Linked DNA regions of Mus musculus: region 1 is linked to region 2. A link is a loop called in an ENCODE intact Hi-C map of the cell type or tissue named here. Cell type or tissue: gastrocnemius. All regions are shown on one strand. Each heading gives the region's core, and the rest is flanking DNA. Links, peaks and the distances in the headings are about the cores only.

Evidence for each region. Hi-C counts contacts between places; a loop is a spot of excess contacts. Peaks named below come from ENCODE experiments on the same cell type or tissue, not always from the same donor. Only the 100,000 strongest peaks of a DNase experiment are listed, where the experiment ranks them.
Region 1: a loop joins it to region 2, with 1.8 times the contacts of the local background. A loop is called at or near these places in 3 of 42 quality-filtered maps.

What each region holds. Positions count from the first base shown.
Region 1 is chr2:30,105,063-30,107,971 of GRCm38, reverse strand. It overlaps Zer1 (zyg-11 related, cell cycle regulator), which reads left to right. Exons shown (of 16, transcript NM_001290503.1): 8 at 304-477. Among named protein-coding and RNA genes, the nearest start is that of Zdhhc12, 13 kb to the right of the region's middle. In gastrocnemius, for the core only: a CTCF peak has its summit at 1,435 (motif pointing left); a DNase peak (open chromatin) is centred at 1,417.
Region 2 is chr2:30,268,924-30,271,832 of GRCm38, reverse strand. It overlaps Phyhd1 (phytanoyl-CoA dioxygenase domain containing 1), which reads right to left. Exons shown (of 11, transcript NM_001252570.1): 2 at 1,986-2,144. Among named protein-coding and RNA genes, the nearest start is that of Phyhd1, 3.6 kb to the right of the region's middle. In gastrocnemius, for the core only: a CTCF peak has its summit at 1,393 (motif pointing right); a DNase peak (open chromatin) is centred at 1,443; H3K4me3 peaks cover 348 bases; H3K27ac peaks cover 1,847 bases.

The DNA.
Region 1 (2,909 bases), core at 154-2,653, 160 kb after region 2:
GCTCAGAACCCAAGGCCCTCAGGCTCCCAGATACTGCTGCCCTCCTTCTCTGTCCTTCTGCACCCAGCCCTGATCCCAGGGGAACAGGTAGTCTTGCCTTGCAAACCTCCGCCCTTTGGCAGTGCTGGCCTCACTGCCAGCCTGTCCAGGCCCTGCCCTAGTTTCTGATCTCACATCTCCCCAGGAGAGCAAGTCTAAGGTCAGCCTTTCCCCAGAGAAGACACGGTGACTTAAAGAGCCCAGGCTGTCTTTGCCTGCCTCTGGCAGTGCCCCAGCTCCAGCCCCTTCCCTGTGTTCACACAGCTGGTCATCACAGCCCTCAAGTGTCACAAGTATGACAAAAACATTCAAGTGACCGGCAGTGCTGCCCTCTTCTACCTGACCAACTCCGAGTACCGCTCGGAGCAGAGCGTCAAGTTGCGGCGGCAGGTCATCCAGGTGGTGCTGAATGGCATGGAGTCCTACCAGGAGGTGACGGTGAGCCCCTGCCTGCTGCGGCCTGCATGCTTAGGCCCAGTATCCCTTCCTGCTCCCCAGGCTCCCCAGGCTTAGGGGGCCTTTGCCAACTCTCCTCGCACAGTTGCTGTCCCAGAAACCTGCCCCTGGCACACAGGGACCGCAGAAGCTGGCTTCAACTGCAGTCCCCTGCCTGTGGCCATCCTACCTCTGCCCTCTGTGTTCCTGATTTGCCATTTTCTCTGCCCCTCTCTCCCTATCATTGTTGGGGGTGGGGGAGTTCTAAAAACAGGTGGTATCTGTTTTTAATTATAAAATAATAAACATTTACCATAGAACAGTTACAAAGACATGAAAAACACCTAAAACTCTACCACACACCTAGCCTTCCCCTGCCGTCCTTACTCTGAGATGTGGTCTATGCATGAGAATTTAGTAAACAGGTTGTCTGCACCACTCTGCATGTTTGTGTAATGTGGATGCCATTTGTTTTGTTTTCTTTTCTTCTCTTTTGAGACAGGGTCTCACTCTAGCTCTCTCTGGCAAGTCCTTACATGAACCAGGCTGGCCTCGAACTCAGAGCTCTGCCTGCCACAGCCTGTAGAGCTGAATAACGATGCGCACCGCATCGTTACTTCCAGCTTCACCAGGGCTGGCACTAAAGGCGTGGTGCACATCAGTGTGTTTGAGCTCTGCTTTGAAGATGTGGCCTACCCAAAAGAGAAAAAGAATGGGGATCAGGCATACCGGCTCTTGCCTGTGAGCCCAGCCTCAGGAGACTGAGGTGGGATTGAGGTCTGGGCTTCAGTGTCAAACCCTGTCTCAAGAAGAAAATCAAGAAAATGGGGCAAGGACAGATGGTTCAGCAGTTTAGAGCACTGGCTACTGTTGCAGAGGACCCAGGTTCAAATGGCATATCTCACACCCATCTGTAACTCCAGTCTCAGGGATGCAGCACCCTCTTCTGGCCTCAGTGGGCACAGCATGCATATGGTACACAGACATATGTGCTAGCAAAACACCTACATACATAAAATTAAAATCAAGAAATAAAAGGAGTTGTTGTTGGGTGGTGGTGGCACACTCCTTTAGTCTCAGCAGTCAGGATACAGAGGCAGGCAGATCTCTGGAGTTCCAGGCTAGCCTGGTCTACATAGTGAGTTCCAGGACAGTCAGAGCTACACAGAAGAACCTCTCAGAAACAACAACAACAAAGGAGCTAGGACAGTAGTTTTCTGCAGAAATTGTAGCATATAAACATTGTAAAGGGTTGGTTACCTTTAAACTTTAAGGCTAGGGCAGATGCAGGAGGACTCTCTCTGAGTTTGAGGCTAGCTTCATCTACACAGTGAGTTCCAAGACAGCCAGGGCTACACAAAGAAAGCCTATTTCAAACAAGAAAAAAAAAAGCAAAATAAGCTTTCTCAAATTACAGTATTTGGGGCCGGGGTGTAAGTCAATGTTGGAGTATTTGCCTAGCATGTACAGAGCATGGGGTCCGGGGCTCGGCTCCCAGCATTGTAAAACTGTGTGCGTGTGTGTTGTATGATAAAGGGAAAAGCAAGGTGTTGCCTAAGGGGCCATACCCTCTAAACAGTGTATTCGATAAAGCATGGAGAGTGACAATACTTAATAAAGAAGAATGTAGGGCTGGGTTGATGGCTCAGTGCTCAAGTTAAAGGCACTTGTTACAAGCAGATCTTTGTGAATTCCAGGACAGCAGGACAGCCAGGGATACACAAAAAAAGCCTGTCTTGAAAGCCACACACACACACACACAAACTTTTACTATTACCCCTGCAGAGAACATGGGTTTAGTTGCCAACACCCATTTGGTGGTGGCTCCCAAGTGGCTGTAATTCCAGATCCAAGGAATCCAGCACTGTCTGCCCTCCCCTGTCACAATGCATGGTGCATCTATGCAGGCAAAACACTCAAAATATGTTTAACAAGGAAGAAAAGGAGATTAAATGACGACCAGTATAGTACATTTATGCATCATCATAAATGTTCAGGCTGGGAAAGAACAACTGAGAAGGGGTGTGGCCAGATGCCTGTACACAGCCACCTGGATGACAGCCTGGTGCTGTCTAGCAACATGAACATGTGTCCACCTACACCTTCTGATCCAGAGAGCCCTCAAGCAAGCCAGGCTTGGTGGAGGGAAGAGGATCAGAAGTTCAGTGTCATTATTATTTTATAATAAATAAAACTTAAAAAAAAGAAAAGACAGCAAGTATTAGTTGAGCCTGGTGGTATAGTAAGGCAGCAAGGGTGGGAGTTAAAAGCTAGCCCTGGCTACGTGATCCTCAGCTCAGCCCGGACTACGTGAGACCCTCATCTCCATCTCAGAAACCTACAAACCAAACAAACCAAAAAGCCTGCTAGCTTCCTCTTCCAGAGAGCCTCCCCAGCTCTGGGTAACCTCTGACCTGGAGTCCTGTCCCAAATCT
Region 2 (2,909 bases), core at 311-2,810:
CCTCTGCCTCACAAGTGCTGGGATTAAAGGCATGTGCCACCACGCCTGGCGGTTGTGCCTATTTTATATTCAGTATCTTAGGTGGTGTGTGGAGTCCTGAGCTAAAAATGACACAATTGTGGCCGACAGATCTCTGTGTGATTGAGGCCAGCCTGGGCTACACAGCAAGTTCCAGGACAAACAAGGCTATAAAATAAGACCCTGTCTCAAAACAAACAAGCAAATATTCTATCTGAACAGTGCTAGCAATACATACATTACAAAACCTTGCTGTGTCTCCTACAGAAGGTGCCTCTCCCTGTCTCCGCCCAGCACTGCAGCTGTATTGCCGGGGAAAAGAGCAAAGTTTAAGTGCAAGGTCATTGCTTCTTAGGGCTGGGAAGATGGCTCAGTGAGCTCTTTTAAGAACCCAGGTTCAAGCCGGGCATGGTGGCACATGCCTTTAATCCCAGCACTCGGGAGGCAGAGGCAGGCAGATTTCTGGTTCGAGGCCAGCCTGGTCTACAGAGTGAGTTCCAGGATAGCCAGGGCTCTACAGAGAAACCCTGTCTCGAAACAACCAAAAAAGGGCTGGTGAGATGGCTCAGTGGGTAAGAGCACCCGACTGCTCTTCCGAAGGTCAGGAGTTCAAATCCCAGCAACCACATGGTGGCTCACAACCATCTGTAACAAGATCTGACGCCCTCTTCTGGAGTGTCTGAAGACAGCTACAGTGTACTTACATATAATAAATAAATAAGTCTTTAAAAAAAAAAAAAAAAGAAAAACCAAAAAAAAAAAAAAAAGGAAAGAAAAAAAAAAAAAAAAAGAACCCAGGTTCAATTCCAGCACCCCAAACCACACCACCATCTCCACTTCTTCTTCTTCCTCCTCCTCTTCTTCATTTGTTTTTGATTTTTTTTTTCAACACAATTCCTCTGTATCTGGCTATCCTAGAACTCACCTTGTAGAGTGACCAGCCTAGAACTCACTGAGATTCACCTGCCTCTGTGTCCTGTGTTGTGTGCATTGGTGTTTTGCCCACGTGTATATCTGTATGAGTATTGGGCCCCTGGAACTGGAAGTACATGAGCTACCATGTGGGAACTGGGAGCTGGGAATTGAACCTTGGTCCTCTGGAAGTGCAGCCAGTATGCTCAACCAATGAGCCATATCTCTAACATCACCCTTTCTTCTTTCAACATTCCTACCTCTGCAACCACCGGACTGTTAGAGTCTTCTCGGTAAGTAACTAGGGAGAGGGACAGGGTTCGGCCCCCTCATTCCTTAGAGTGTGTCTGTCCTGCTAGTTGGAAAAATTCTCAGTCTGTTATGTGTCTTCTTCTGAAGCCTCCATCCTTCCTCCTCCCCTCTCTGGGAGAAAGCAGTTTCTGGCTGCTGTAATTCTATTTATGTCCACCAGATGGCAGAAGCCCCTTGGCATCAGTATAAGGTGAGCCCTGTTGCCTGAACCACTAAAAAATTCAGACTAAGAAGGGTTAAGGGAACTGGTTGGAAGAACCACCTATCCTGCCAAACTGTGTTGAGTCTGAGGAAGCAAGAGGCCTTCCTAGTCTGGTTGGGAGATGACTCACCCAAGAGTGGCCTATCACAGGGCTCACTCTGGTCACAGAGAGTTCTTTGTGACCAGAGAATTTGAGAAACTGCAGCAGGTCAACGACCAGCATCATTTGATATCAGAGAGGTGGATTCAAGTCTCTATCAGTTACAAACTGTGTGGTTGGAGCAGCACAATATTACCCAGAGAAAAGCCCCGCTTTTCCCATTGCCAAGCGAGAATAATAATAGCCACCTTATAAATTCATAGTGTGGAGGAATACAGCACAGCTCTTTAGCCTGGTACCCGGCATACAGATGGCTGAGGTCTGATCCCTTGTCAGAAGTCTGTGTGTGGCCTTAGGGTCCTCCCGTCCAGTCCAGACTGCTGCCTAAGACTGAGCACCCACCAAAACCAGACGCCCACCCTCAGCGCCCCAGGTACCTGCCTGGGTTTGAAGTTGCTCATCTTCCTGGGTGGAAAATTCTGTCCGGCAGTGCAGAGGGACATCCATCTCAGCTACAATCTCACCGATCCTCTGCTGCATGGCCACACACTCATCCGCTGTGAAGAATCCTTCCAACAGCAGAAACCCGTCCTCCTGGAACTGCAGCAGGGACAAGACTCAGGCTCCTTCCGCCCTCGCTCATTCCTTATATCCATGTTGGACCACAAACTCGAACCAAGATCAAGTGTCCTGCTCATGGCTCTGCCCCCCACCCTGGACATGGGCATCCAGTGCTTAGTGAGGAGCCGTCAGTACTGGCTGCTTGCATCTTATCGAGGAAGGGGAAGTGGCAGCTGCCTCTGCTCTTGCCCTCCAATGGGTTTGGGACATACGGAAACATTTGCTCATTTGTGTGTTAAAGTGCAGGTGTGAGTGTAGAACATGTGTGAGAACTGCAGGTGCGCATGTGCAGGGGCATCAGGAGAGGACATACGGTGCCCCTCTTCCACTTTCTATTTCTGAGGCTCTCCTTGAACCTAGGCTGTTTTCTTCATTAGACTGGCAGCCTGTGAGCCCTGGCGATCTGAGCTGCAGGTGTGTGCAGCTCATGGAGTGGGTGCTGAGATTTGAACTCTGATCTTCATGCTTGCAGAAGCACTCTTAACCACCGACCCCGCCTAACTCCCTTGTTTTGTTTTTATTTGTTTGAAGACAGGGAGGCCTCAAACTCAAGATCCTCCTGCCTCAGCCTTCTAATGCTGGCTTTGGAGGCTATTCCAATCCCGACTAAGCATTGCGAGTACGAGACAGCTTCAGCAGATGGACATGTGATTATGAACCAGCCACCCTCCACACTCACACAATTTATAGTCCAGTGAAGGAGACCCATGCATCCCTTACCATCAGACAAACATACCATCCCAC